Regions from separate parts of the Homo sapiens genome. Here region 2 is linked to region 1. Evidence: read pairs that join two places in POLR2A ChIA-PET (ENCODE). Cell type or tissue: MCF 10A. All regions are shown on one strand. Each heading gives the region's core, and the rest is flanking DNA. Links, peaks and the distances in the headings are about the cores only. Region 1 overlaps PLCXD2 (phosphatidylinositol specific phospholipase C X domain containing 2). Region 2 overlaps LOC105374040 (a long non-coding RNA gene).

What was found. ChIA-PET counts read pairs that join two places held together with the same protein. Peaks named below come from ENCODE experiments on the same cell type or tissue, not always from the same donor. Only the 100,000 strongest peaks of a DNase experiment are listed, where the experiment ranks them.
Region 2: POLR2A ChIA-PET joins it to region 1 with 5 read pairs; 14 of 35 experiments call an interaction of 5 or more read pairs at or near these places.

What each region holds. Positions count from the first base shown.
Region 1 is chr3:111,725,020-111,740,452 of GRCh38, reverse strand. PLCXD2 (phosphatidylinositol specific phospholipase C X domain containing 2) reads right to left here. Exons shown (of 4, transcript NM_001413064.1): 4 at 13,446-15,433. It also overlaps a transcript of PHLDB2 not described here. Among named protein-coding and RNA genes, the nearest start is that of PLCXD2-AS1, 55 kb to the right of the region's middle. RefSeq lists an enhancer at 4,625-5,824 and a silencer at 13,177-13,471. In MCF 10A, for the core only: no CTCF peak of the experiment used is centred there; a DNase peak (open chromatin) is centred at 10,772.
Region 2 is chr3:111,837,712-111,853,144 of GRCh38, reverse strand. The region is part of intron 1 of LOC105374040 (a long non-coding RNA gene); the gene reads left to right. It also overlaps a transcript of PHLDB2 not described here. Among named protein-coding and RNA genes, the nearest start is that of PHLDB2, 14 kb to the left of the region's middle. In MCF 10A, for the core only: no CTCF peak of the experiment used is centred there; DNase peaks (open chromatin) are centred at 4,134 and 6,224.

The DNA.
Region 1 (15,433 bases), core at 6,421-14,420:
ATTTATGGCATCGTCTGCCCACTTCATGTACCTCGAAAATTACCAGATATCCCCTGGTGATGATAGTTAATTAATTCTCTCTCTCTCTCTCTCTCTCATATTTAATGAGGACAATAATAGGCAGCAAAGTGATGCAGCCTCTAAATGCAACTGAGACATAAGATCATTGATGTCCAATTTCTTTCAGCGTTTTTCTTCTTGGACCAGAGGTTCTTTGCCATCACTTGTGATTGTGGTTCTTCAGGGTCTTAGCACTCCCTAGGCATGGGTCTGGGTGATAAGGTAAACCCGTGTGAGCCATGATGATATCACACTTTATTTACTGAAATGTCTAGCTGTGCCTTGCTGTTTGGTGCAATTAGTAGGTTCCTTTGAGTTGTACTGCCCGGGCTGCCTTCTCTCATACAGTATCATAGTGAGCAAGCATTATTCTTTCCTTTTTATGTGGAGAAGGAGAGCAAACAGAAGTAAAATAACCTCAGGTAAAAAAAAATTTTAAAAATGCTTGAAATAGAATGTCATAATTCTGCTAGTCATCTTGAGGACCATTCATTTCTGCAGATTTTAATAGGGAAACCAGACTTCCTCTTAAAAAAAAACCTGCCTTTTTGGTTCGGGGCCTGGAGGATGCAGTCTCCCTTCTTTGATATGCCCTCTCTTCATTACAAATAGCCTTTTATGAAGCTTACAAGAAGGGACACGAGCACAGGCACCCAGTTAGCAACAACCTGGGTGAGTAAACCTGGGCAGGGTGCCTGGGGTGGCTCAGGGAGAGGCAGGGAGACAGGGGTGATCTCAGGATTCAGAGCAGACTCAAAGCTTTTCTGTAGCCTGTGACCATTGTTTTTTTTTTTTGTTTGTTTTGTTTTTTTTTTTTTTAACTTCAGAAGAGGTGTGGATCTGTCCCTCACTCTCTGCCTTTTGTTTATAATGTCATCTTCTCCTCCTCCTCCAAACACACACAGTTCCATCTGACTCACTGCCATGTTTCTGTAACCTTGGGCAAGTCACGTCACCTTTAAGGGCTTCCGTTTATTTATAAAGAGAGAATGATAGTCATGACTGACTGCCTGCTGGAGCTTGCATTAGTGGCACACAGGCGTGGCAAAGCTGAGTGCTGGACAAGAGAATTCAGATGTGGTTTCTTTACTCTCCCAGCCAAGTGGGCTTCTTCTCTAGTAAAGATCAATGCCCAGACTCACCAATTTATAACATCTTCAAGGTGGCATAGCTGGGATCTCTTGAGCAGCTTTTTCATTCCCCTTATTTACCCAAGAGATAGGAATGATCTCCCTAGATAAATTAAAATTATTTCTGTATTTTCCGTAAAGAACTTTCTGAAGTAAACTTTTCTAGTTTTTCATAGAACACAGAATATCAAAACTAGAGAAGACATTAGAGATGTTATACTCTCAATCCCCTGCCTCCATTTTGAAAATGAGAAAATTGAGGCCACGAAAGCCGAAGTGACTTGCCCAGAGTTGCCCTGTTGGTGTGTGTAGTAGCAGAATCAAACACAACCGAGGTCTCCTATGTGCTGTACCATTCAGTTGGGGGTTGGCAGAAGAGCAAGTAGACCCTTGATGCCCTATTCCCTCTACACCAATGGTTAACACTTCTGATTCTTTCTTTAGTCTCCCCTAGCAATTCCAGTTTTCTTTTTATAAATCAATTTCTTGATTAAATTCCTAGCTGATTACTAGTTTAGTATCACCAACAAATATTTACTGAGAACCCATTATCTTCTTGGTACTGTATAATGATTAAAAGTACACATACACACACAGATACATACACACAGGCAGACACACACATACACACACACTAACATACACACAAATATAGAGGACTCTAAAGAAGCTGTGGTTTGGCCTACTGGATAAATTTAAAACCTTCTCATCTCTGGTAAGTGGCAAGATTATTTAATCCTATGTCAAAGACAGTGTCTAACACACTTCTGGGAAAGAGTAGATGATTGTTGCTGAACTGAGTGGATAACCCATCAATAAATGTTTGTGGTTATCCAAAATTAGAACGCAGATGAGTAAAGATGTGAAACTAAGCCATCCCCAAGATGTGTAAAAATTGGCATAAAGCCACAGAGAAAGACAACAATGATGTCAGGCCTAGGATGCCTCTGTTGGGCTATTTTAGTTTAATTTGTTGGACTATAATTTATCAACACAACTGTATTCTATAACAATACTATTCTTATGGAAAATGGAGAATTTTCATTTTGCAAAGAAAAGCAAAATGAGATGAATTTGAGTAGAGAACAGTCACGTTCTGGGAAGTCTAGCCATTAGCTCTTCCTATGATTAGGATTCCTAGCTAGGAAGCAGAGCTAAATTTTGTGGGATACATGTATTTGAAATTAAAAGTACATCTCCTTGGAATTCGTAGGGGTATTGGCTTTCCTTGGGTCACAGAGAGAAGCCTGCCACCTGCCAATTCACTGCAACATCTTCTGGCCGACCTCTCCTGGGTTTTCTCTTCTCTTGAAGCCTGCTCACATACTAACCACAAGTTTTCAGCTGTTTACCTTGTGAAACCTAATGAGATCACCACAAAGTAGGCCCCATGGACGAAAGCCATCATTCCACAGAAGTACACATGAGCTCCAGCCAAATGCACTATATAAGGCTTATCTTGAGAAATGAATCCTTGAAAACATCAACCCAGTGATGACAAAAAAGAATTCTGCCTAGTTAGAGTTCTCTGCAGGAAGTATTTTTGATATTATTTTGGCTTTTGAAAAAAAAAAGACTTTGTGGGGGTTACCTCAGTGCACAGTGAAATTGCACATTCAAACTGTTTGAATCCTGTCCTCCAAATACAGAGGTCTTATGTGAAAACAATCTCATTTTCATTTTACTTTCTGGGAACCCCTCCAAGGCATGGTGAATTGCCAGCATTTTGTGACCTTCAGTTCCTTTACTGCTCTCATGGGAAACTTGACCTTGGAACTGTAGAGAGGAGGGGAACAAGTTTTGGGTGGGTCAGGGGCAGAAGTTTCATTCACTCTGCTTGATCACTGCCCAAAACTATGGGTTCTCCTGCACCAAGATCATTAGAACCTCAGAAGTCACAGAAATGGGGACCAAAAAGTATGATGAGGATGCACACTAACACCAAAGCAAGGATGTGGACAACATGACTGTCGCATGGGATGGAGACTCAGGCAGCCAGCCAGGGGCAATTCCCAGTGAAACATTAGGGATAAGAAAACACTGGATCTCCTCCAGATGCATAGCTGATGCAGGGCTCCCGGACCCTTCAGAACATCTTAGGACTTAAATGGAATTCCTAGGGCATAAGGTTTCCTCCTGTAACTGTAGCTGGTTTCTGTAGGGTTGAAACTACAATAATGGATTCTCAATTTGTAGAAGGACTTCCTTAGGTTCCATGCCATTTGGCAACTGTTTGACTCATGAGACATCCATCTGATTACAGGGTTAGAGAGGGCTTGTGCATCTCAAGACACTGTGGGGTCTCTAGTCCCTACTCATGTATACCGTTCTCTAGGCACACAACTGATTAGAAGACAGTGGTGGCTTATCCTTCTAGCAAGAACCCCTTTGATATCTTATTTTGCTCATGGGCACATGGGCTTGAAAGATTTTTTGCCTTTAAGGAAGATTTTATTAAGTAACAATTAATGTATTTATTTTCATTACTCTGTGAAAATCTAATTAGAATAACAGCATTACCACACTGACCTGACAGAATTCTAGCCCAAAGCAAAGCAATCAATATTTGAGTGGTCTCTGCCTGAGAACAGGCTGTGTAGTCATTTGGCATTTTTAATTTCTGAAAATTTAAATAAAAAGCTTGTAGGCCCCATTCCTACCATTTGTAGGACTTAGGAATCCAGGGAACTGCGTGAATATTTAATTTAAAAAAGAACAAAAAATTTGGAGTCCCAAGATCTAAGGGACTTAGCTGAGTGAGACTGAGAAGGCCATTCACCTGTATTGAGTCTCAGGTTCCTTATCTGAAAGGATATCATCTGAAAACAGTACTCATCTTACAGGGCTGTGGTGAAGATTAAATACAACTATTGACATACTGGACAGTTTTGAAAAATTTAGCTGATTTCAAAGACTGAAATTTCACTGCAGAAATAAACTTTTAAAAAAATCTTGGTAAAATAAATGACAAATTTGTCTTGTACATTATGTTAAAGTCAATCACTCAAACAAACAAAACAATGTTTATAAACTAGGAGATGATAAGAACAATTTTCTCTCTCAGCTTCAGAAAGGAATCAAAGCACTGACTCTTGGGCAATTGCTATTGTGTGTGTGCATGTGTGCATGTGTGTTTTGTGGTTCCTTTTCTAGAGGAGAGGAAAACCACTGTCATACTGAGTTTTATGCTTACACTCAAGAACATCAAGAACATCTTGTGTGAGTGGGAAGGGGGAATAAATATATACTCTAAGGATCTGATCAAATAATTTAGAAAGAACTTTTTTTACTCTTCTACATTTAGAACGTGAACAGTGTAGACACTGTTGGGTGAGTATGTTTCCCAGAACAGAATGCTGAAGAACATGGGATTTGGATTCAGATCCCAACTCAAATTTTACCTCATCTTACTAGCTCTGTGACTTGGGCAAGTTGCAGAGGTTTGTTATGAAAATTAAATGAAAAAAAGTGTAGATAAGAAGGCAGCAGTTCATGTTTTGGTCATAATAAGTACTTGACACAGGTGAAATGTTGTGATGAGTCTTTGTGTTTTAGCTTCAACTTTCTTTCTCCTAGCGTTTTGGTTAATGAAAATGATGGCATGTAAGTACAGTTCATGCAAGGTCAGTTGATTAGTAAAGGGTGCTGGTAGACATGGTGATGCAATCTCTATTTGTAATGCCTTTGCTATCACACACTTGAGATACATGTGAGGCAAGTCACTAGAAACCCTTTGTTCAAAGACATTTAGTCGACCTCATTTCATGATGGCATTTCTTTATCTTGATCTTGTAAATGCTCAGGAATTGTGGCTACTTTGGAATTTATGACAGACAGCTAATGGAATCTTTAGGACATATCTGAACAAAAGTGAAACTAGGGGTGGGGGGCGGATTAAGGCTTCTGCTGTACATTACTCATTCACTGCTCAAATGACACCAAAAAGCCATTTAGACTCCAAGCCGACATGGGTCTCTTTGGGTTGCAGATGGTGAGAGCCTTGACAGGAGGGACTGTTGATGGTTTCTCGGGCTTTAAGCCTCTCTGTGCCCAAGTCTCTTAGATTTAAATGAGTGGGTATTTGCTGAGATGAGATAGTAAATTCTTGAGTTCCTTGAGAAAGATTGGGATAGGGTCATTTCTTCTCTGGAAAGAGTTCAGATGTTGTACTTTAGTTGGGGCTCAGAATTTGAGTCTACAGTATAAAAAGGGACAAAGATTTAGCCTGAGGATTATCTGGGTTATTTAGAAAATATACAGGACAGAGAAGACTCCAGTGACTGCCATGACTAAAAACACTTGCTTTTGCTCTTGCCTGTTTTATCCTTTTTGGAAGTCCACTACTGGCCTTTTTGTTACAGAGGCTCAGGCATGGCACATCCAAGAGCCAGTGGAGAACTTCAGAACTTCTGACTGTATTAGTCAGCCTTGCTTACCTCAGTGACCCTCCAATTTATGCTTATCCACATGGTCAACTCCATGACCTTATGGGAAATGCACTGGGTTGGGAACAAGGCAGAACTGAGTAGAATCCTGGCTCAGACTAATTGCATGATTTTGGGCAAATTAATTAACTTCTATATTCTAACTACCTAACGTTGAAAAACAATGACAATGCCTATTCTAATCTAGTCAATCTGAAGAATAGTCTCCCTCTACTTACTATCCAATATTCAGGAAATGGAAAGAAAAAGCTGTACATACCCTTAGGGGCTTCCAGTTTGTTTTAGGCCCTGAGCCAGAAGCTACAAAAAAAGGACAGGTCAGACCTGTGTGTCTGTCCCTAAGGCAGCCTTCAGTAATGTGGGGAAATATGGCCAATGCATAAATTTTTAAAAAAAATTTTTTGTAGAGACAGAGGCTCACTTTGTTGCTCAGGCTGGTCTTGAACTCCTGGCTTCAAGCAATCCTCTGCCTCACCTTCCAAAGTGCTAGGATTACAGGCATGGGTTGCCATGCCCGACCTAGCCAATGCATTTGATCACCCCAAGATCCTTTTCCCTCGTCAAAACCACCTCCATCACTTGCATTATCTATGAACATCCTCTGGATACCAGCCAGATTCACACTTAACATTTTGCAGTGCTTAATATCTTCACAGAAACGTATCAGTTTTCCATAATTCTCCACAACATTCTTGAGAGGTAGCCACAGACTTACCCAAAGTCACACAAGGGTTTATGTCTACAATGGCCTCCACTCTTGCATCTAGTTAACTGCCTCAGACACTAAATATTCAGCCACAAACCCTGCCTGAGGGGAGTCACTTCAGTTCCACAACTGATTGACAAAAATAATGTCAAACATTACCTTGTCCTACATGACCCAACTCCTTCCCTAAAGGGAGTTCAGAAAAATAGGACTTCAGCATTACTAGGCTTCTAACTAATGACTATAGGAGCCAGGAACCACTGCACAGGCCCGAAAGTTGTATGTGGTGACCATATGACAACATTTCTGCAATTAGAGGAGTTATATTCAGACTTAAGGAAGAGTGAATCATATTAGATAAAAATTACATATTTCTAGAGTGTGTAGACTTGAAGGGGAAAATTTCCATGTTTTCCTTGGTGATTACTTTATAACTTTATTCTTCCTCAAGAATCACTCAATAACTTGTTTCATAGTTATCATCTCCTTCTTCCCCATAGACCTCCAGTGATGAGGGAAGCTCCCTCCAAAGCCACAAGCTTTGTACATAGAGTGGCATTGGTATCATCAGGTTTGCATATTAGTTTTGCTCATGTTTGTTTATCATTGAGCTGGGGAAGGGGGGTCTTGGGATATTTACTATTCTCGGAAGGAGAAAAACTTACTTCTGGTGAGAAGAGAATCTGGACTATAGCTTCAGAGGAGCATTTCTTCTGTGTTGCCCATGCCTTTGCTACAGAGGGACTCAGGCCAGCAAAGGCTTTGGTGGTCCTCCTGATTCAGGGTAAGAAACGGCCTAGTCTCAGTAAATGATTGACCTGGCTGCCGATGTGATAAGCTTAGGTAAATAGGCTTGATTCTGCTCCAGTAATTTCAGGACTTTTAACTCTCTAGGTTCCAAAGCAGAAAAATATACGTGACTTCCTGGGAGAGCCTATCATACGAGGTTGACAGCCCTGTGAATGGACAGTATATTTCTCGGAATATATTATTCTATACCATATACTACAGTATATGTACACTGTCCTCTCTGGTATGTCTTGAAAATTGAAAAAAATTATGCAACGAAAATTCTGGAACAAAACCATGCTTGTGGAGTTACCACCAATGAAATCATTTTAATAAATCGCACATATAATTTGTTATAATGAAAAATTTTTAAAAAACCTTCCAAGTTTCTGAAATACGTACAGGAGCAACAACAATTTTCAGAAGAGATAGAAGACAGAAGGAAAATACAGCCTGCTTTCCAGAACAGGCTGATAGAAAAATGACTGAATTCAGACACACACCCGGGTCTACCATATCTCCAGCAGACCCTCCTCAGAAACACTCTGGTGACGAGGCTGTATATGCTGCTCATTTTGTTATTACAAGAGAAGGGCCAGTGACCAGAGAGATCACCTACCTTGTCTGCTGCTTTTCAATCCCGACTCTTCCCTCAGCTTCTTTCCTGACTCAGCAGGGATGGCCCATGGCTGTTCCAGCGATTGCTGAAGAGAGTGGGATGTTGGGAAGACACATTAACACAGGTTTCTCCTTTTCCCCAAGCATGAAGGTGAGGTTCCTTTCCATTTCCTTTCCTGCTCTCTCTGGCCTCTGCAGACTGTGGTCACAGGCAGCAACTTGCTTGCAGCCAGGTATATTGACAGATGTGAAGGAGGGAGTCTGCCCTGGCCTCAGCCGCCTGGTCTAGCCAATCATTACACACCAGGACAGACTGCTAGTCCTGCTTAAATCCAACCAGAGCTGCATGGAAAAATCAGATGGCAGGACTGTGGGGGGCAGAAAGCACAGTCTGATAGCCATTGGCTATCCAGAAAAGTGATTCCCTTGTAACTGCATCTGGGAAGTGGACAAGAGGCCCCGAGAATAGTTTATAGAGGAAACGAAATTTTTATTCCTTTAGATTTCAGCAATCTCAGAGGGAAATCTGGAAGTCACTTTATCAAATGTCCTATTTAATAGTGGAGTTTCTTCTATTAAATTCTTGTATGGTGAGAAGCATCTGGTAGTTTTTTAAATAAATATGGCTACCATTCATTGAGAGAGTATTATATGTTATGCATTTCATGCATATTACCACAAATCCTGATGGTAATGTTGAGATTTTATTTCTATTTTATGCACAAGGGAACAAAGGCTCAAAGGGGTAATGGTCATGCAACTAGTAGGTACTGAAGCCAAGATTTGAATCCAGATCTGTTCTAATACCTGCACCAGCATTAATAAGCCTTTCCGCACGTTCTGTGGTAGGTTGAATTATAGCCCCCCAAAAATGTCCACATCCTAATCTTCAGAACCTATGAGTATGTTATCTTACATGGTAAAAGGGACTTTGCAGATGTGGTCAAGTTAAGGATCTTCAGATGGGAGATTATCCTGGCTTATCAAGGTGGGCCCAGTGTAATCACAGGGGTCCTTATGAAAGGTCAGAATAAGAGAAAGAGATGTGATGGCCTATAATCCCAGCACTTCGGGAGGCCAAGGGGGCGCAGATCACAAGGTCAGGAGATGGAGACCATCCTGGCTAACACAGTGAAACCCTGTCTCTACTAAAAATACAAAAATTAGCTGGGCGTAGTGGCGGGCACCTGTATAGTCCCAGCTACTCGGGAGGCTGAGGCAGGAGAATGGCATGAACCCAAGAGGCAGAGCTTGCAGTGAGCAGAGATCGCACCACTGCACTCCAGCCTGGGCAACAGAGCGAGACTCCGTCTCAAAAAAAAAAAAAAAAAAAAAAAAAAAAGAGAAAGAGATGTGATGACAGAAGCAGGGTAAGTGATTGATATGCTGCTGGCTTTGAAGGTAGAGGAAGGGGCCACAAACCAAGGAATGCAGGCCGCTTCTAGAAGCTGAAAAGGCAAGGAAGTGGATTCTACTCTAGGGCCTCTAGAAGGAGCATGGCCCCACTGACCATTTTAAACTTCTGACTCTAGACCTGCAAGGTAATACATTTGCACTGTTGTAATCTACCAAGTTTGTGGTAATTTTTTATAGGAACTATAGAAAATGAATACACATTTCCTCAGAAATACTCTTTATGATGGTGAGATCACTGTTTCACTTAGTTTCCTATTCTATAAAGGAATACTCTTTATCAAGCTAAGCTCGACCTTCTTAAAATGGCCATTCATTGGTCCTAGCTCTTCCCCGCACATAAGGCACTTGGGGAGGCAGCTGGAAATGGTGGCAAACAGTACTGGGAAGGGAATCTGGATTCTAGTCCTACCTCTGCCTTAGCCAGTCAGTTCTCTCTGGCTTTCAGTTTTCTCTCCTGTAACATTAATGCCTTGTACAAATGTTCTTTGATCCCTTCTATATCTAAAGCCATAATATTCTAAACTCAAGTCATGTAACAATTTAAAAATACTTGAAGATATCTCTGTCACCTTGCTCCAAATGTTTCCTGTTCCAACTACCCCAGTTTTCCGTGTGACATGACTTCTGGACCCTTCCATCTCCAAATTGCTCTTCTCTATGAAGGCTCCAATTTAGCCATTTCCCTCTGAAATGTGGTGCCCAAGTCTTCACATAGTGCCCCTGCCATTTCTTGTCTGCTAGTGTACCTGGTTCTCCTGGCTCCTCTGACCACACTCTTTTGCTGGGTCTCATCTAACTATTCCTTAGGATCCTTTGAACTTGGCCTAGTCTGTTTCTTTTCAAGTTGTCTGATCTGACCTTACCTCTCGAAACAGAGCACCTATAGTGAACAATTCCACAAGAATCTTAGATTTTTTTTTATAGGAAGGACAAAGACTTGCCAGTGCTAGCCTAAATTAGTCAGCCTTGCTTGCTTAACAACATTTAAATGATAATGCATTCTCATAGGCCCTTGAAAGGCGGTGGTTTATCACATTTTAAGATCATAAATTCTTTGAGAATTTGATGCAAGTTATGGGTCCTCTACCAGAAAAAAGTGCACATACATCTAAAATTGTCTGTGTCATTTTGGGGCACTTCAGCCCCCCTGAAGTAGTTCACTGCCCCTCTGATGTGTGTAAGTTAGTTCTACACTCACAAGTTGTTGGTGGGGGAAGTTTTTGCAAAAGGCAGCCTAATGTTTTCTTCCAGATCTCCTTATACTTCATGGAGGTCCTAGAAACACCTCCTGGAACTGGATTGTGCAAATGCCCAGTGAGGATCAAGGTAGGAAAGTCTCCAGGCTAAAAAGTAGCTCAGTTCTCAGGTTAAACAAAAAAACAGCATTCAGTGGCCTCCTTTTACAAGAATATTGCTTCTTATGGCCTTTCTCTACAGGATAAATCCTATTCTTTAGATGCTTAGCTCCTTAGATTAAAGCCATCTGCCTGCCTAAGGCTTCTCTCAATTGCATGATGCTACTGGACAGAGGCTGACACTGCTGTGGCCTCCTCCCCACCCATGCTGTCCAAAAACACTGACTGCCCAGCTGTGAAAACACCCTGGTCTGACTAGTGCTTTTGTCTCACTGGCACTTGTCCAGGCCATCCCGGGTGAGGTTTGAGGCACATGGGCTTTGGCCACTGTCCCTCCCTTGCAACCTCCCACCCTCTCCGAGAATGAAAGGTTTCAAGTCTTAAAAATAATAACACTCCTTTGGTCATACCGAGTAGATTTGCAGAGGGATAAACACGATCACTTCTTGCTGATCAGGAAGAATTCCTTAGGAAAAAAAAACACAACAAAAATCCAGGACATCAGGCAACCTGACTTCAGGGATTAACAGAGAGGGAATCAGTTTCAAAGTTGAAGAAATGGAGTTTACTCTGCGTTTCTTGTTTGTCAAGCTCAGCCATAGGTGGGACTCAGTGACTCCATGACCTTTCTTTCCCTAGTTTAAACTGCTCTACAGGACAACATGGAGATAGATTATCTGAGCATGGACTTCCACAGGAAACATAAAGGAAGTTCCCTTATGAAAAAAACAGATAATTTTCTATTCCAAATAGCAGTTTCTTCATGTATTTAGTTACTAAGAAATGTTTACGAAGAACAAAGTCAAACCCAGTTCTAGGCAAAAATGAGTGGTACAATCAACTGTATTTTTTTTTTTCAACCTGGAAAGGATCATAAACTTAGGTCATTCTCATAGCTTTTTCATAGTGGGCTCTTCAAAAAACTTAGATAAATTTATTTTGAAGGGGACTTTATATCACTATTGCAAACCTAGGACTGCCTGCTACAAACAGAAGGTAACCACAACGTAAACACAGTACGAACAAAATGAGATTAAATGTTAGCTAGACACTATTGCCTTTTTGGTTTTAGTTGACAAGCAAGGGATAGAGAGGTTTCATTACTAAACTGAGACTTCCCTCTTGACTAATCAGAACTGATTAAGTGATTAATGACATTAATGCTATTTAAGGATATGGCCATCTTCCACCTCACATCATCTTGCATACCACCTGTGGCATAAATGCTACGCTCTGAGTAATGCATTTTTGGTTCAGTAACTCTCCAACTGGTTACACACCAAAATACATGTTTCTAAGTATTCCTCCTAAGATATGCCCTAAGATATAAAGAATCATAATCTTCAGGGATCAGGTACAGAAATATATATTAATATGAGTACCTCCAGATTAGGAAGCTTCCAGAGGTGGAAACCACCAATAGCCAAAGCCCAGGACTTTGTCTCTAGTGCCTTCCTCACACCCGCCCTCTTCTACTCTTTGCCCCTTACAACCATCCCCCTCTCACCTACACACACACAAACACACACACACCCAGAAAGACAGAGAGAGAGAAAGACAGAGAGATGAATGACCAAGTCTAATCACTCAGCACCATCCAGCTGCCTTGACCTTCCACTGCAGAGCCTCAAGAATTTGCCACACAAAGGGATTTCACGTTTTCTTTCACTGTCAAATTTATATTGACTTACCTCTCATTAATTAGTTCCTGCTAAATCATCTACCAATTAACACAAAGGTTAGCAATCATGTTGAAGTGATCGTTGGGTGCCATTTGAAGGAGGAGGGTGCAAAGTCCCTTATTACTAAGACTAAGAGCTACTATGGAGTATTTACTATGTGCCATGCTCCGTGCTAAAATGCTTCCTAAGCATTTTCTTATTTTGTCTTCTCAATTACCCTTCATGGTTGGTATTTTTAGCCCTATCTTCTATGTAGGTACAGACGTTAATTTGCCTAAGGTTACTCCGCCAGGGTATGGAGTTGAGATAGAAACCCAGGTCTGTGCACTTCTGAAATGCCTATACTTAACTTCTGTGCTAAATAGAATGTTCATAACCTTGTTGTAATATGATAAATTAATCTGTGAATAGATATAAAATAATTCACACATAATGTGAGAGCTCCATTGTTATAGAGGCAATGTTTAAACCCAAGTATATGTTCAGAAATTGAGGCAGGCCAGTGGTATCTTTGCAATTGCACCATGCAGGTTATACATGCTTTGCTTATGTTTGGACCCAGCCCTATCTACATCATGCAATTTATTATTAAAAACTGCACAGGAATGACTGTAAGTGGTAAAGCCAGCCAGAGGACAGTATGGTAGATTTACTAAACGATAACTATAAATATAAGTTAAACATTCTGAATATGACTATGTTGTTAAATTGCTATGGTAACTTCAACACTTATAATTATTCTTAATTACCTGTTTAAACTTTGACTCTATGAAATTAATGGTTACTTAGAATTAATTTGATCTCTGCTAAATTCATACAAAAAAGTCTCAACTGATTATTTTTTGTAGAGGATAAGGGAAACACAGAATTCACTTAAATTAAGTGGTCTTGGATATTCTATTAAAATAATTAGAAATGAGGAAGATACTGGAATCTTCATTGCAGCAGAAACTGCAGGTCCACCCTTATTTAATCTTTGTATACACAAATATATTATCTCTGCATTGTTTTATTTCTGGGCATTTTAGCAATCACTCAAATTAATGTGGGTAGAGGTGGTGGTCAGGTGAGTGTGGATGTCAATAAGAGCTGGTCTAAGCTTAGTGGAAATAACTGAAGCGCTAAGGATGAAGCTTGGAAAAGCATGGGGTCAAGGTTGTGTACACATTTCACGCACTGTTCAATCTTGGGGACTGCAAGCACATTTACTTAATCCAAATATGTGTCAGACATGCTCGAGAGGGTTTTTGTCCAATATTATATAACAAGATGTTTTATTGACACTGAGTTTATAACTCTTTAAGACAAAATTAGAAGTGGACCAATAACAAAATGTTCATCCAAACAAAGGAAAAAATGCCTGCCAAAATTGTATATTTATTATTACAGTTAAGCCTATTTAGGTAGTTCAAATCAAATACAAGAGAACACATCAGGTCATCATATTTTTTTTCACTGTTAAAATGAGGTATTCTGGCTTTACAATGTTGTAAGTTGAAGTAAGCAGTTTAATCAAAGTTACAAGAAAGAAGACGAGATATATACTTGGACAATTATTTCCTAGGGGTAAAAAGCCAAGTGAAATGTGTATGAATAAGATAATTAAGCCACAGAATACATTTCAGAATATCAAGAAGCATATGTGCAAAATTTTAATTCTAACCTTAAAATTGGTATACTTTATTATTATTATCATTTTACTTAGCAAACAACATGCACCATACTGTAAAACAAGCAATACAGGACAAAATAGCATATCTATTAGAGCATTTATCAGGTTCACGTATCATCTGAATTGACCAAGACTTATTTTCACTATGACAATTTCTGTATTTTTCTAATTGCTCATCAGTGAGGTTAAGTAGTACAGTTGGCATATACACACAAAGAATGCATACACAATCTGTATTTAATACTTATTATTATATTGGGGTATAAGTTACTAAGTATAATAGCAGCAAGGTACCACTATTTCTAGAACATGTTCTAAGACTTATCATATTGAGACTGTAGATTCACGACTGAAGTGTTATTAGTGCTATAAACTAATAACAAATGTAAAACTGCAAATGTACAGAGCTACCAAAGGCCTATTTGACTTTTCAAAGTGCTGTGCTTCTTGTTGGGCTTAATGTTTGTGAGCAAGCCCCTGCTATTTGAATTAAGTATTGGTCCCAAGTTCTGGGCTCCAGTATAGTTCTAATGATTGGATGTAGGTTGAGGGGTAGAATAATGCATTTGAAAAGAGTAAGAAGCAATAACCACTGTGATAAGAGTGTATTGGACATCACTGAACACACGTGCCTATCACTGTAAGCTTTGCCAGCATCCTGTGGTTAGCAATAATCAGCAGATGATGGAGAATGGCCAGGAGACAAAAGGAAAAAGTAGTATTCTATGAAGGAGACGGGAAGGAATGACACAGAATATGCCTCTAGACTGTTGATGGGCTTGCCTCGGCAAATGGTGAGCCTGAATTCCCCCCAAATATAAGGGTAAATATTTATCTAAACTATTTGGCTTAGAAATGAGTTTGAAAAGTCCTAAAAGTTTTGCTGGAGAATATAATAGAATACTATATCCACTGCAGGGTAGAAAGAATTTTCTTGAATTATTTGTATAGTGTCTAAGACTGTGATATTTTGAGAAAATCAATCGCATTTTGTGGTGTATTCTTCTGGGTTAGGGCCTGTTTAGGGTTATAGTGCTATTGGAGTCCTTGTTTCTAGAAGGAAACTGGGGAATCCAGAAGCTACGGAGAGCGTCCCTTGGGGTAGTAATGAGCTGTTTGGTATCATTTGAAATTAAGGGTAAAGTTTCTACCTAAATTACTTATCACTCAAACAGTTCACTCTGTGTGTCCCAAGGCAATGGTTGTAAGTGACAACGCTATGGTGCCAAACACCAGGGAGCAGCCAGAGGCAGAGGGCCAAGATATCCTGGAACATTAGTGGAACTCAGAAGACAACCATGTTCTATGCTATGCAAAAGAAACTTCCTGTCAGTTTGGATATTTGATGCTATCATTTCTATTCACTTCCTCTTGGCATAACAAGTCTGTTTAGCATGTACTGGGAAAGCCCACCTCTCAAGAGTCCACATACATGTTGGCAGATTTCTTTGAGCTCTACACATTTCATTATATGGATCATCAAAGGTGCCATTCCTAGATAAGTTCTGCCATCCTACATCACACTGTTGGGAAATAAGCCCAAGCAGCTTTTCCACCCAA
Region 2 (15,433 bases), core at 3,054-11,053, 120 kb before region 1:
TGAATATTTGGTTTTTACTATACATTCTCTAATATATATTTAAATAGATAAAGTATAAATAACATATTAATCAAATTAATACCAGAATGTTAACCAAAACTAAAGTGAAAATAACTTTTTAACCTCCTAGGGGCATAAAAAGGGAAACACCTAATTTTTGTCTCCTCAAGTTTAATGATTATCCCCATGTGCTGGTTTATCTTTAAACAATTACAAGGTAGGTTCTCTAATTATGAGAAAAATGTAAATCTATTTGGAACATCTGATTAATTTCTGCATTAAACGTTCTCCTTCTGCCCTACCCCCAATCTTTTCTGTGAGTCTGTATTGTAATCAGGCAGGAAAAGGATGGTGTGTGTGTATGTGTGTGTGTGTGTGTGTGTGTGTGTGTCTTTTAGATTAACCTATCCCAGCTGTGTTATCTGGCTCACTTTTCTTATCACTTGAGGACCCTGAATTGGTCTACTTTGCCTGCGTAGTGGGCTTAAAACAAGGAGTTTCTCTGTATCTTATCTGCTTATCATGGAAAAAAGAAACCAACACCTTAACAGCAGTATTCCTCGATACTGAAGAGAACTCAGCTTCTCTTCTCTCTGTTGGTTTTCTTTGTTTTTCCTTTCATCTGACTTTCATCATCCCTCCAGTTATACCATACCTTGATTTCAATTTGTCCTTAATGTTATACATAAAGATAATTATATTATGTATAAAGATAATTATACATAAGGATTATTATAATATATAATCCTATGTATAATATTAATTTATGTATATATAATATATGTGTATTATATATGATCTTTACATATAACATAATTGTATATATAATATATATTTTACATATATATGGAGAGAGAGAGAGCGAGAGAGAGAGGGAGAATGCCACCTTGGGCATCTACCCAATTTGGATAGATGTCCAAATTGATGTGTCAGATATACACAGACTTCAGCACACGGGAGAATTCTGACAACTGAGAGCAGGGGCCAGGATTCAGAACATGAGGAATGTTAAAGGCAAATTTACGAAGCACCTACTCTGTTTTATACTGCCTAGCATATAACTGTAATATGATAATGTAATATATACTAAAAAACAATGATACAGAAGAGTTCAGGTGAAGGGGTATTTGTGTCCTATGAGTCCAACAGGGAAGACAACATATGTGAGTTTCATATTGAAAAAAAAAAGGTTGAGGGGCCTTCTAGGCAGAGGAAAGACCATGAGCAATGTAGGAGGACAGTAAAGCCAAGGCAGATTTGGGAAAGAGTGAGTAATACAGCCGCCTGAGCTGGGGAGGGAGGAGTAGGAGATAAGATCTAGGGTGCTGGGGCCAGATTTGAGGAAAGGGGAAAGATGGGGCTTTGAATTTTAGGCTTCGCATCGAATACCATTTTAATTATGTCATTTCCTTACTCTAAACTTGCACTGGCTTCTTGCTGCGGGACAACAGGAAGAGCCAGCGGCTATGTAGGAAGTGGAACAACATGATTATATAGGCATAGGGTGAAAAAGAAATATGAGCTCCAGCCACAACATTTAAAGACTTTAATAAAGCCGCACTCTACTTCCTGTATTAAACAAGGTGTCAGTCTCAAGTCGAGGCTGCTCAACTGAGAACTGCGTATTCATTAGGGCCACAATTAAGATATTAAATCTCTCCATCCACTCCTGACTGCCCTTTTCCTTTTTCAGAGTTATGATTACTCTGTAGTCACAGATCCTAAAATGCTCACAGAAATACACATGAGCAGGCCCATTTTGGCTGTTGGGTCACTGATGGACTAGAAATTCAGTGACAACATTCCAATTAACTGGCTGTGTCTGCAGGGGCTCAGAGCTACTTGCCAGACCATTTTTAATTTTCCACTTGATGGGGGCAATGTCATTGCTTCTCTCAGGAGAATCGCAAAGAACACTAGTAAAAACCTTTTTTTTTTTTTTTTTTTTTTAAGACAGAATCTCGCTCTGTCACCCAGGCTGGAGTGCAGTGGCGTGATCTCGGCTCACTGCAAGCTCTGCCTCATGGGTTCATGCCATTCTCCTGCCTCAGCCTCCCGAGTAGCTGGGACTACAGGTCACCACCACCACACCCAGCTAATTTTTTGTATTTTTAGTAGAGACGGGGTTTCACTGTGTTAGCCAGGTTGGTCTCCATCTCCTGACCTCGTGATCTGCCTGACTCGGCCTCCCAAAGTGCTGGGATTACAGGCGTGAGCCACCACGCCTGGCCAAAAACATTATTTTATAGCACTCAACTCTGACTGGAGATTTATGTTAGTGCTCAATAAATTCTAAATGGTTGTTTGAAGCATTTATTTCTGAGATACAGATAGTGATGTTATGACTAGTATAGTTCTTTTATTTATTTATGTATTGACTTTAAAGACAATGTCTTGTTCTCTTGCCCAGGCTGGAGTATAGTGGTGTAATCATAGATCATTGTAACTTGAAACCTGGACTCAAGCCATCCTCGTGCCTCAGCCTTCCAAGTAACTAGGACTACAAGTGCATGCCACCACACCCAGATTTTAAAATTTTTTTGTAGAGATGGGATCTTGCTACATTGCCCAGGCTGGTCTTGAGCTCCTGGGGTCAAGTGATCCTCCTGCTTCATCTTAGTATGGTTATTTTAGTCTCATTTGAATTTATGACTATCCTCAAAAACCAAGAATTTCTTTTTAAATTTTTTAAAATTTCAACAGCTTTTTAGGTACAAGTAGATTTTTTATTACACGAATGAATTATATAGTGATGAATTTTGATATTTTAGTGCACCCATCATGCAAGTAGTGTACATTTACCTAATGTGCAGTTTTTTATCCCTAGCCCTGCCCCCCTCACCTTCTCCCTTTGAGTTTCTAAAGTCCATTATGTCACTCTGTATACCTTTGTGTACCCATAGCTTAACTCCCACTTATAAGTGAGAACATACGGTTTTCAGTTTTCCACCCCTGTTATTTCACTTAGAATAATGGCCTCCAGCGGCTGGGCGCGGTGGCTTATGCCTGTAATCCTAGCACTTGGGGAGGCCGAGGTGGGTGGATCACAAGGTCAGGAGATCGAGACCATCCTGGCTAACATGGTGAAACCCTGTCTCTACTAAAAATACAAAAAATTAGCTGGGTGTGGTGGTGGGCGCCTGTAGTCCCAGCTACTCGGGAGGCTGAGGCAGGAGAATGGCGTGAACCCGGGAGGCGGAGCTTGCAGTGAGCCGAGATCGCGCCACTGCACTCTAGCCTGGGCGACAGAGCGAGACTCCGTCCCAAAAAAAAAAGAATAATGGCCTCCAGCTCCATATAAGTTGCTGGAAAAGACATTATTTCATGCTTTTTAATGGCTGAATAGTATTCCATGGTGTATCTATACCACATTTTCTTTATTCACTCATTAGTTGATAGGCACTTAGGTTGGTTCCACATCTTTGCAATTGTGAACTGCACTGCTATAAAATATATGTGCAAGTGTCTATTTTGTATAATGACAAGAACTAAGAATTTCTGAGTTACAAATATTCCTAAAGAAGATTATCAAAATTCACTTGCTGTGCTGTTCAAATGGAAAACAAAAGAAGCTCTATTTAAAAGGTCATTCTCTTAATGGTAATTTCCAGAGCTTGATTCCTACGGTATTAGTATTATATTTACAAGACTGACATAAGAATTTTCAGAACTTTGGCCTGGCACAGTGGCTCATGCCTGGAATCCCAGCGCTTTGGGAGGCCAAGGTGGAAGGATCATTTGAGCCCAGGAGTTTGAGACCAGCCTAGACAACATAGCAAAACCCCTTCTCTAAAAAATTTTTTTCAATTATCCAGGCATGGTGTCTTGGGCCTATAGTCTTACCTACTCTGGAGACTGAGGCAGGAGGATCACTTGAGCCTAAGAATTCAAGGCTGCAGTGAGCTATGATTCCATCAATGCATTCCAGCCTAGGCAATAGAGTGAGACCATATCAAAAAAACAAACAAACAAAAAAGAAACAAACTCCAGAACTTTAACATGGGTATATGGATTCACTGTATCTTCAATGTTAATATTAAAGTTAGCTTTATAAAAGGCTTGGCAACCCATCAATTCACAAGAGGAAAGTTTCATATACAGTCGGGCATTGCTTGAGGCTAGGGCTATGTTCTGAGAAATGCATTGTTAGGTAATTTTGTCATTATGCAAACATCATAGAGTCCACTTACACAAACCTAGGTGGCATAGTCTGTTACACACCCAGTCTATATGGCATAACCATAAGAATGGCATAGCCTATTCCTAGGCTACAAGCCTATATAGCACGCTACTGTACTGAATACTGTAGGCAACTGTAATATAATGGTAAATATTTGTGTATCTAAACATCTCAACACAGAAAAGGTAAGGTGTTGTGCTACTGTACCACTGTCACCAGATGATAAGACATTTTCCCACTCCATTATAATCTTGCAGGGCCACTGTTGTACATGTGGTCCCTCATTGATTGAAACATTATGCAGTGCATGACTGTATATGTCTAAAGGCAGTATTTTTCTCCCCACACCCCAAGTCTGTTGGCAGAGCTTTCTGTGGCTCTTCCTCTGTTTCTTCAACAAAAATCCCAGATAAGGTCTGAGATCCCTCAACACTTGGAGTGCTGTTTGGGGGGGTCAAAGCACCAAAGCACTTATGCTTTTTACTCCTCTAGCCTGCTGAGCATTGATGAGCAATGTAATCAAGACAAGCTCTGATGTGGTTTATTGTTTTCCTGTTGCAAAAGCTAGTTTTGTCCTGCAGAAGTTATCAAAGTGACTATCCAGGTGGAAAACTCCTTACACAGGCAGTTTTGAAGGATCCCTAGTGGCAGGTGGCGGGGGGTAACCTTACCCTTGATGAATAATTCACTGGTAATTAGTTCTCAAAGGAAAGTTTTATCTCTCATGGGCTATTAGCATTTTATGATAGATTCTCAATTACTTTGTTGAATGCTTTGATCCTACTGGAAATATCAGTCCTTTGTTTTTCATTCCAACTTCCACAATCCTCAGTACAAGAAAGAAGGAAGGTTTAGGAATGTACACGGGGGAAGGTGAGGGTCGCATACTGCCTACCTACACAGAGGTATCCTTTGGGCACAGCAGACGTAACATGTCCTAATCATTACATCATTATCACCTTCCCTCACGTGCACCCCTCAGCCCTCCTTCTTAATTGTAGTCTACAATTAAGTAAAGGACACCCTCTTAGATCCAGTCATCCAACTCCCTTATCTGGGAAACTTCTTCAGTCCCTCAAGTCCTCCTCAACCCCTATTACCAATACATTGCCAAATCATATAATTTTTACCTCTTAAATATCTGTCAATAGTACTTTTCATCCCCTTGCCTTCATTTACTACCTGGTATTTCCCCACTTTTAGAGAGAGCCAGGAATAAGTCAAGGGGAGATGGAACCTCATTAGGCCCAGGGCTAAAGGGACATTGGGTGTGCAGTAAGTAAGGCTCTCCCAAGGAAATGGAAGATGCAGAGCCTAAAGAAAAAGCTAAGATCCACATTTTGGAAAGAGGGTCTGGAAGTATCAAATCCAAGACTGTGCATTTGGCCGTGAGAGGGGATGGGGTATAGGGCAGTTGCTGAGTAATATTCAGTACTTAAAGCTTCCACTTATGGCAGGATGTGATGGCCAGGTGTGATGGGATGGGAGGATATTGGAATTGTAATAGGCTCCTAAATCAAGCCTCAATAACAGTACTTAAAATTTTAAGTTCTTTTATTAGTCTTTTTTTCCCCTAATCTCCTGCACACAATTCTAAGCTGTATGAGGACCGGGATCTTTCTATCTTGTTCATTGTCATATCTCCAGTGCGTCTCTCAGAACTTCATACATGACAGACACTATTAAATATTTGTTGAATAATTACATAAATTGGTCTTTACCGAAACTCTAATCTCATCACTCCAATGCTTAGAATTCTTCAATAACTTCTCAAAGCCTTTAGGATAAAATAAATCTGGAATCCTCAGATTAGCATGAAAACAAATAAACAAAAAAAAATGTCATTTGGTTTCTCCAGGTTATTTTCCCACCTAATAGCTTGTCATTTCCTTCCTCCTCTTCCTGCAAGGAGGGAGCATTCCAGTCACAGTAAACTGCCTGCAGTTATTCACATGAGTCACATTCATGTATCTCTTTCCTCATAATCACAATTCACCTAGCAATAGTTGCTTCAGAAATCACCCTCTCCAGAAAGTCCAAAACCATGACTGGTTTTGGTTAGATGTCAAAGTATTTCACATCGTCATATTGCAATGTTTCTGTTTTATTTTCCATGTCTGCTCGAGATAAACACTCCCTACAGATTGCAGAATTCCCAGCCAGCCCCCACAATAGAGCAACTGAGTAAGACAATTGCTTAAAATCTCTCTTTGTCTCTCCTTCTCTGTGTGTGTGTGTATGTGTGTTCTATTGGTTCTGTTTCTCTGGAGAGCCCTAACACAGGTTTTTCTATTTTAACTTCTTGTGTCTAGAACTTAGCACAATGAGTAAATGAAAAATTAAATCTAGTTTGGAATTGCCCTCCCTTAATACAAGAAGACTTTGCAGTACAGAGCTGGTCAGCTGGTCAGAAGGAAATACTAATGAGATTGGCTGAAACTAGGTAACCAAGCTTATCCCTCAGCCTTCTGGTTACTTGATCATCTGAGGCATAATAAAAAATAATGAGGAATATATACACTTTATAAGCCTATTTATTCTGTTTGAGTGCCAGGGAAACCCTTTGCAAAGATTTCATCCAGAACCACAAACCCTGTGAATTGGGAGTAGTCGTATTGGAGCCTCCTCCCTCCTCAGATATGTCAATATCAGCTACTCTGCTGGAGTCTAAAGGCTTGGTGTCTTTCTCTATACATCCCATCCCACCCTTTCTTGTGCAGGCTTTGATTTCTGAATGACTGATGAGTCACTGGGAAAGACCTCCACACCAGCTGCTTGGGTCTTCCCATCCTTCAGCATCTGGACTAAATAAAACCTCAGCATATGACTTCAGTGAAGTAAGATATGGTGGCCTGTGAACAAGCAGGTGACCAAAGTTCTGGGCAAGGATTGCCAGCCTCAGGCTCTCTTCCCCAATGATTGCTGGACTCCTGGGTATATGCTTGAAAATGCCAGCTCATTCCCAATATGTATGATGGAGTAAGAACTTGTAAATATGTACTGAAAACCTCTGACAATAAAGTTCTCACCGAAATGTTGCACATCACCAACTCCATCTTCCTTGGGCACCTCTCTCTTGGTATCCTCCTCCTCCATCAGGATCTTCTGCTGAATCTCAAAGGATAAACTGGGATCAGTGCCAGCCTGCACACAGCAAGAAAAGAGAGGTACCATGATTGGAAAGCTGAATTGACCTCTGAAAACTCAAGGTCAACAGAACTTCATCTGTTGAACTCAGATGTTTAACATCCGGGGAAACTAACTACTGCTGAAGTTGAAAAACAGACGTCCTGGATCACTCTGTTATTCCACTGCTATCTTCCCTGTAAAACAACAGAACTTCGCCACCACCAGCACCACTGACAACAAAAGCACACTTTTATCTAGAATAGACAAATCTGGCAAACAAGTAATGGACAATGCTTAAACCAAAAGAGGAACCAGTTTCTTAGCATAGTTATTTCTTCTTGGGCATGTTGCTGCTTATTTTCTATTTTTCATCCCCTGCTTTTTATTTACCAGCCACCCTGTTAGGTACTTTGTCTTTACTATTTCTTCTACTTTTTACAAATCCCATAGTTTTTTTTTTTTTTTTTTTTTTTTTTTTTTTGAGACAGAGTCTTGCTCTGTCACCCAGGCTGGAGTGCAGTGGCGTGATCTTGGCTCACTGCAACCTCCACCTCCCGGATTCAAGCAATTCTCCTGCGTCAGCCTCCTGAGTAGGTGGGATTACAGGCATGTGCCACCAGGCCTGGCTAATTTTTTTGTATTTTTAGTAGAGACGGGGTTTCACCATATTGGCCAGGCTGGTCTCGAACTCCTGACCTTGTAATCCACCCACCTCGACCTTCCAAAGTGCTGGGATTACAGGCATGAGCCACTGCTCCCGGCACAAATTCTATATTATAGGGAAAGAAACCAGTGTCCTTGTTCTCAAGAGCTTCCCAAAGAGTTCCTGACTTTAAGTCCGGATTCCTGCAGCTGACATATCTGATATTCTCTGTAGACACAGGGGAGCCCCAGGAGATAACCTGGTCCCACTATCATGTAAGTAAGGCCTCCCATTTGTTGTACACCTAGTATGCCAAATATTGTCCCACTTGATTCTCACAATGTCTCTAAGACTAAGTGCTGTCATTTTTTTCTTTAACAAATGAGGAGCCAGAGACTGAAGAGGAATAATTAGAGAGTTATCAAAAGTCACATAACCAGTGATGTACATTACCTAATAAGGGGACAATCACCATCTCCTATTCAAATGCTAAAACATACCAGGTTTTGTTTATATTGCTCTTGGTATATTAAGGAGAATGAACCTTAATGGTGGCAGAATTGGAGGTAGAAAAATAAGTTAGAGGTCTATACAATAATTCAGGGGAGAGATGCTAAGAAACTAAACTAAAGGCATTTGTGTACAATAGTGAGATGCAGACTGTATGATATACCTGAGAGGTACAACGCATCAAGCCAACATGATTTATTGATTCTAGAAGGTGTGTACAGGGGAGAGAGAGTTTGATTTGGGTAAGTGACGGATGATGGTGCCATTATCTACGAACAGAAATATTGAAAGTAGAACAGATGTGGGGTGAGGAGGGGAATTTAATTCTGGACATGTTGAATTGAAATATATCTGTAGGGCATCCAAGTGAAGTGCAGGGTAGAGAACAAGATTAGAGATGTATATTTGGAGGATGCAGATCAAGACAAGTTTGTTTTTGTTTTTTTTCAAAATGGGAGGGAGCAAGGCAAACTGTCTCATAGGCTGAGAGAGATGTTAAAGATCTAGGAAACAGAGAGATTAAGTGACAGAGGAATGTCCTGGGAGAATAGAGAGAGGATGAGGTCAAGAATCCAGCTGGAGTGTTGGTCTTGACTAGAATAAGCTCTTTTTATCTCAAGAGCATGGGTAGTGAAAGCAGGTAAGGGTAGATGCCAATGTAGGTCAACAGCTATGTGATGGGAAGGTTACAATTAGAGGATTTTTACATTACTGAGTTTTTTACGTACTGAGTTTACATACATTGTTTTTGTCTATGAAGAACAAGGCCAAGTCTTCCATTGAAAGTGTACTATTTAGGAGATAACTGTTGAAATATAAACTTCCATAAGTTATACTTAAAAGAAGCTTTAAAAACTTTTGTGCTATAAGCAATACCATCAAAAAAGTGAAATGAGAGCCCACAGAGCAGGAGAAAATGTTTGTAAATTATATATCTGATAAGGGATTTGTAGCTAGAGTATTTGTAAAACTCTTAAAATTCAAAATACTTGGCAAAGCATGGTGGCTCACTGCTGTAATCCCAACACTTTGGGAGGCTGAGGCAGGAGGATCACTTGAGCCCAGGATTTCAAGACCAGCCCAGGCAACATAGAGAGATCCTGTCTGTACCAAAGATTTTAAAAAATTAGCCAGGCATGCTGCCATGTGCCTGTGTTCCCAGCTACTTGGAGGTTGAGGCAGGAGGATGGCTTGAGCCCTGGAGTTAAGAGCTGCAGTGAGCTCTGATCATGCTACTGTGCTCCAGCCTGGGCAACAGAGCAAGACGCTGTCTAATAAAAAAATCAAAATACTCAAAGGATTTGAGTAGACATTGCTCCGAAGGAGATATACTGAACATCTTTAGCCATTTGGGAAAGGCACATCAATACCACAATATGATACCATTTCATACCCACTGGGATGGCTATAATAAAAAAGACAGATTGTAACAAGTATTGGAGAGAATGGAGAAATTGGAGCACTCATAGGGTGTTTGTGGAAATACAAAATGCCTCTTTGGATCACAATCTGCCAGTTTCTCTAAAGGTTAACAGGGCTGCCATAAAATCCAGAAATTCCACTCCTACGTATATACCCCAAAGAAATGAAAACATATGTTCTCACAAAAACTCATATGTAAATGTTCATGGTGTCGTTATTTGTAATAGCAAAAAATGGAAACAACTCAGATGTATTTCAAAAGGTGAATGGATAAAGCGTGATTTATCTATACAATGGAATATTATTCAGCAATACAAAGGAATAAAGTACTGACAATGCTTCAACATGGATGAACTTTGAAAACATGCTAAATGAAAGAAGGTAGTCACAAAAGATCACATATTACATGATTACATTTATATGAACTGTTCAGAATAGTTAAATCTATAGAGACAGAAAATAGATTTGTGGTTGCCTGGAAGTGGATGTAGGGAAGAGATGAAAGAGGAATAGAGAGTGCTGCTAATGGGTGTGGATTTTCTTTTGAGAGGAAAATATTCTAAAGTTAGCTTCTGGATGACTCTTTGAATATATTAAAAACCATTGAATTGTAAACTTTAAGTAGGTGAATTATATGGTCTGTGAGTTATATCTCAATAAAAGCTGTTTTTTAAAAAAAGAAGCTTCACAGAAGATTTTTAGGGCAGTGAAAATACTCCGTAAGATACTGTAATAGTGGATACAGGTTATTATATATTTGTCTAAACCCATAGAATGTACAATACCAAGAGTGAACCCTAATGTAAACTATGGATTTTGTGTGATGGCAATGCATCAATATATAGGTTCACCAGTTCACCAGTTGTAACACACATACCACCCTGGCGGGGATGTTAATAAGGGGAAAGGCCATGTTTGTGTGAGGATGGGGATATATGAGAAATCTCTGTACCTTCATCTCAATTTTGCTGTGAACCAAAAAATAGTCTTTAAAGAAAAAAAAGCAGAAGCTTAAAGTCTAAGGAAAAGATTGTTGATGGAGGCAAGAAGTGAACACTGCTAAAGACCAGATAATAATAATGGCCATTATATTTGAGCAGTTATAAGCCAGGTACTGTGCTAAGTGTTTTACCTACATTATCTCCTTTATAACTTCACTATAACCCTATAAGGTACTTTTCCCTAAATTTACAGAAATGCAATTAAAGCTGAGAAAAATAAAGAACTTGTCCAAAGTCAATAGTAAGAAAGATAGGAAGACAAAATGCAGACCTAGATCTGTGTGAGTCTGTTCCTTAATACATGTACTGTGCTGTCTCCCACAAGCTTTGCTTTGCTTTCTAACTCTGACTTTCTAGGTTCCGCACAAATGCCAACATCTTCAGGCCAATTTCTTTTTCCAGGGCATTCCTACAGTGCTCTAGGTCTATCAGTCTTAGAGTGGTAGACAGCATTTCTACCTCTACAGTCTAATGAAGAGTTGCAGAATCAACACATTCATAATAAAAATGTTGTGGAATAAATGTATTGATAAATGTTCACTCTCCTTAACTCCTCCACACGCAGGAGTCTTAGAAGCCCAGCTGACACCCTGTACAGAGTGATTTCCTGATGTTCAGAGCACTTACAGCCAGAGTAACTGAGAGCCCAACCCAGAGAAAACGCATCTCTTTATTCTATTTGAAGAGGTTATGAGTGAGAAGAAAAGAACAAAAGTTGATCTCAACTGTTAGATAGAGAGACAATGCCCATACTCATTCACCTGTCAAGGTGGTTCTGGAGTTCTACAATCTTGATGCAACCTTCCACCTTTCCTCACATAATAACTGCAGATATACCTAAATTAGTTCCTGGTATGTAGGAGGGGTTCAAGAAGTTTCCTCTTCCTTTTTCATTCCTTTACAGTTCCCCCCTCCTCCTACTCCTACTCAATAACCATGAAAAGCTCACTGTTTAAATTCAAACCCCTTCTCTACTAAAAATACAGCTAAAAATTAGCTGGGTGTGATGGCGGGTGCCTGTAGTCCCAGCTACTCAGGAGGCTGAGGGATGAGAATCGCTTTAACCTGGGAGGCAGAGGTTGCAGTGAGCCAAGATCACGCCATTGCACTCCAGCCTGGGCGACAGAGTGAGACTCCGTCTCAAAAATAAATACACAAAATTAATTAATTAAATAAAATTATAAATTCAAACTTCTAGTCTGGAATGGAGTAACTATAAAAGAAGAGAAAAAATACAAACCTAGCTCCCTAGATTAGCTGCCTAAACTCCTCTGTGGCCTGGTAATCATGACAAAATGGTATTGGGGACTATCTGCCTGCTGATGAAACTATGACATCTGTCCACATATGTCTTTATGCATTATTATAATGTGAGAGGCAGTAGAAGAAAAGTAGTTCTTTTTAATAAAATAGGGTATACCAGTGTTTACGTGAGCTTACATTGTGTCAGGCATTGTACTGAAGTCTGTATAGACATCTTGTCATTTTATTCTCACACAATCTTTTGAGTAGGTTCGTCTAATTGATAGGCAAGAAAATTGAGGGCAGAAGAGGAGGAATAACTTCTCTAAGGTCACCTAGTCAGTAAGAGAGGAGTCAGCAACCTCCCCTTAATTTATGTGGCCCTAAGACAGGTCTATTTCTGTGTTAGATTGTCTCTTTATCTTTTCTGTTATCATCAAGCTCCCTTTCATGGAAACTGTTCTCCTAAAAGTGGTATGGAGGAAAATGACTCTAATGTGTAAACAAGACTACAAGCCATTATCCAATATCAATGCAAAAATGCTAGAGTAAATATTAGAAAACAGAATCCAAACACCACATTAAGAAAATATACCATGACCAGGTAGGATTTATTTCTGGAATGCAAGGATGATTCAATATGAGGAAATCTATTAATTTAAATACTATATTAGTAGATATAAGAAGATTAATTGTATATTATCCTCAGTTGGGGAAAAGGCTTTTTAAAATTCTTTTAATTTTATTTTATTAAACAAATTTTTTTTGGAGACAGGGTCTCACTGTCACCCAGGCTGGAGTGCAGTGGTGCAATCATAGCTCATTGCAGCCTCAACCTCCTGGGCTCAAGCAATTCTTCTGCCTCAGTCTTCCAAGCAGGTAGGACTACAGGCATGTACCACTCTACCTGGCTAATATTTTTATTTTGATTTGTTAGAAATGGGGCCTCACTATTTTGCCTAGGTTGGTCTTAAACTCCTTGTCTCAAGCAATTCTGCTGCCTCAGCCTCCCGAAGTGCTGGGATTACAGGCATGAGCCACCACACTTGGCGCAAAAAAAAAAAAAAAAAAAAAAAAGCGGGGGTGGGGGGCTTTTAAACAAAACTCAATTCCTATTCCTGATAAAAACACTCAAGAAAATAGAAATTGAGGCATATTTTCTACACTTGATCTTAGCCATAAGGCTGAGAAATGATAATGCATATTTTTCTATACCTCGGTCCTAAAGCCGGTGTTATGTTTAGTCAGAAAATACTAGAGGTATTTCCACTGAGATTACAAAAAGGTAAGGATGCTTACTCTCTCTCCATCTATTGAACATTTTTTTCCTAGAGATTATAACCAACACAATTAAAAAAGAAAAAAATCGATTCACAGGAAATGGAAAAGAAGAAATAAAACTATTTACAGTTGATATAGTTTACCCAGAGAATCTGAGAAAATCAATGATAAACTCACAGGCCATAAAATCAACTTTATCTTTTTAAAATGCTAAAGATAATGTTAATTTTAAAATAACTTCAAATGTTAAAAGCTGCAAGAATAGCACAAAGAACATTTTTTTTCTGGAGCTACTTGAGAGTACATTGTGAACAGAGAGCGCATCACTGTTGAATAATGTGTAACTCTTCCAAGAAGGGCATTTTTCAGATAACCAATACACAAGAATCAAAATCAGGACATTGTCATTGACACTAACATTAAATTCACAAACTCTGTTCAAGTTAGTTAATTATCCCAATAATATTCTTTATAGAATGCAATCTAGGAACATGTGTTATATTTAGTTTTTCTGACTCTAATGTTTTTGTTTGTTTGTTTGTTTGTTTCAGTCTGGAAGAGCTCAGTGTGGGTGGCCTCTTGGCTAATTTATCCTCACTTGCACCCTCTCAGTACCAGGGGTAATGGAAGAGACAAAGAGGGTGACCACAATCAAACCCATCCTGCCAGACATATAAAATGAATAATTGCTTGAGTGTGTAGAGAAATCTGGAAGTGATTCTATACTTTTATCTTATTTTTACTATAAAAGTTTTGAAGCAGACTATAAAAATAGAAATATGTTAAATGATGAATATTCATTCTGCTGAATTCTTCCTAGATAGAATGTTCACAAGAAAAAAATTGTCTTATTTCCAAAATGATTCTCCTAAATTAGATTTAGAAGTGTATCTGTTCTTAGGTCAGTATATGCTCAGCACTAACTGCTCTTCAAGAAAATCTCAGAGTCTATTCTTAGATTAAATTTTAAACAGATAATACCGAGAACACAACTATCCTCATTTTGTTAGATATTAATTCTAAGCAAGTTTTAAAAAATATTCTAATCTGACTCTGCCTCAAAGTTCTGTTGGAAATTCAGATTGTCACTAATTCTGTGGGGCTGTAGTTCAAATTTCTTTATATGTAAAGCCTACAACTATTTTTTCCTAGTTATATTTTTATGGTAATCAAATTATTAGCCTTCATCCATGTTGACTGTCTGAAGGGTTCTGAAAGTATAATAGGTATATAAGTAACTTCCATGCTGTGCTGGTTTGATGAATTTCTGGGAAATCAACCCAGATACATTATTGGATTTGCTATCATTCTTGTAGAGCTGCTTTTCTGAGAACAGTTTGGAAAGGGAAAGAGGGATTGTGGGCAGGGTCAAATTCCTCTTCTAGGTTGCCAGAGGCAAGAGCGTACTGAGGAACTTTTTAAACATACAGGTTCCTGGGTAGGAGTGGTGGCAGGTGCCTATAGTCCCAGCCGATCAGGAGATAAAGGCGGGAAGACTGCTTGAGCCCAGGAGTTTGCGACAAGCCTGGGCAACATAGCGAGAACCTGTCTCTAAAACAAACATGCAAACAAATACATAAATAAAAATAAAATTACAGGTACCTTACCCGCACTCTAGACTTTCTGAATCAGAATCTGTGTTGGTAGGTTCAGTAATGTGTGTTTGTTGTTGTTGTTGTTGTTGTTGTTATTTTTGAGACAGAGTCTCCCTCTGTCACCCAGGCTGGAGTGCGGTGGGACGATCTCAGCTTACTGCAACCTCCACCTCCCGGGTTCAAGTGATTCTCATGCTGCAGTTCCCGAGTAGCTGAGATTACAGGCGTGCATCACTATGCCTGGCTAATTTTTGTATTTGTAGTAGAGAAGAGATTTTGCCATGTTGACCAGGCTGGTCTCAAACTCCTGGCTTCAAGTTATCCTCCTGCCTTGGCCTTCCACAGTCCTGAAATTACAGGTGTGAACCACCGTGCCCGGCCAGGTTCAGTAATATGTATTTGTAAGAAGTTTCCAAAGAAAGTCTTCTGT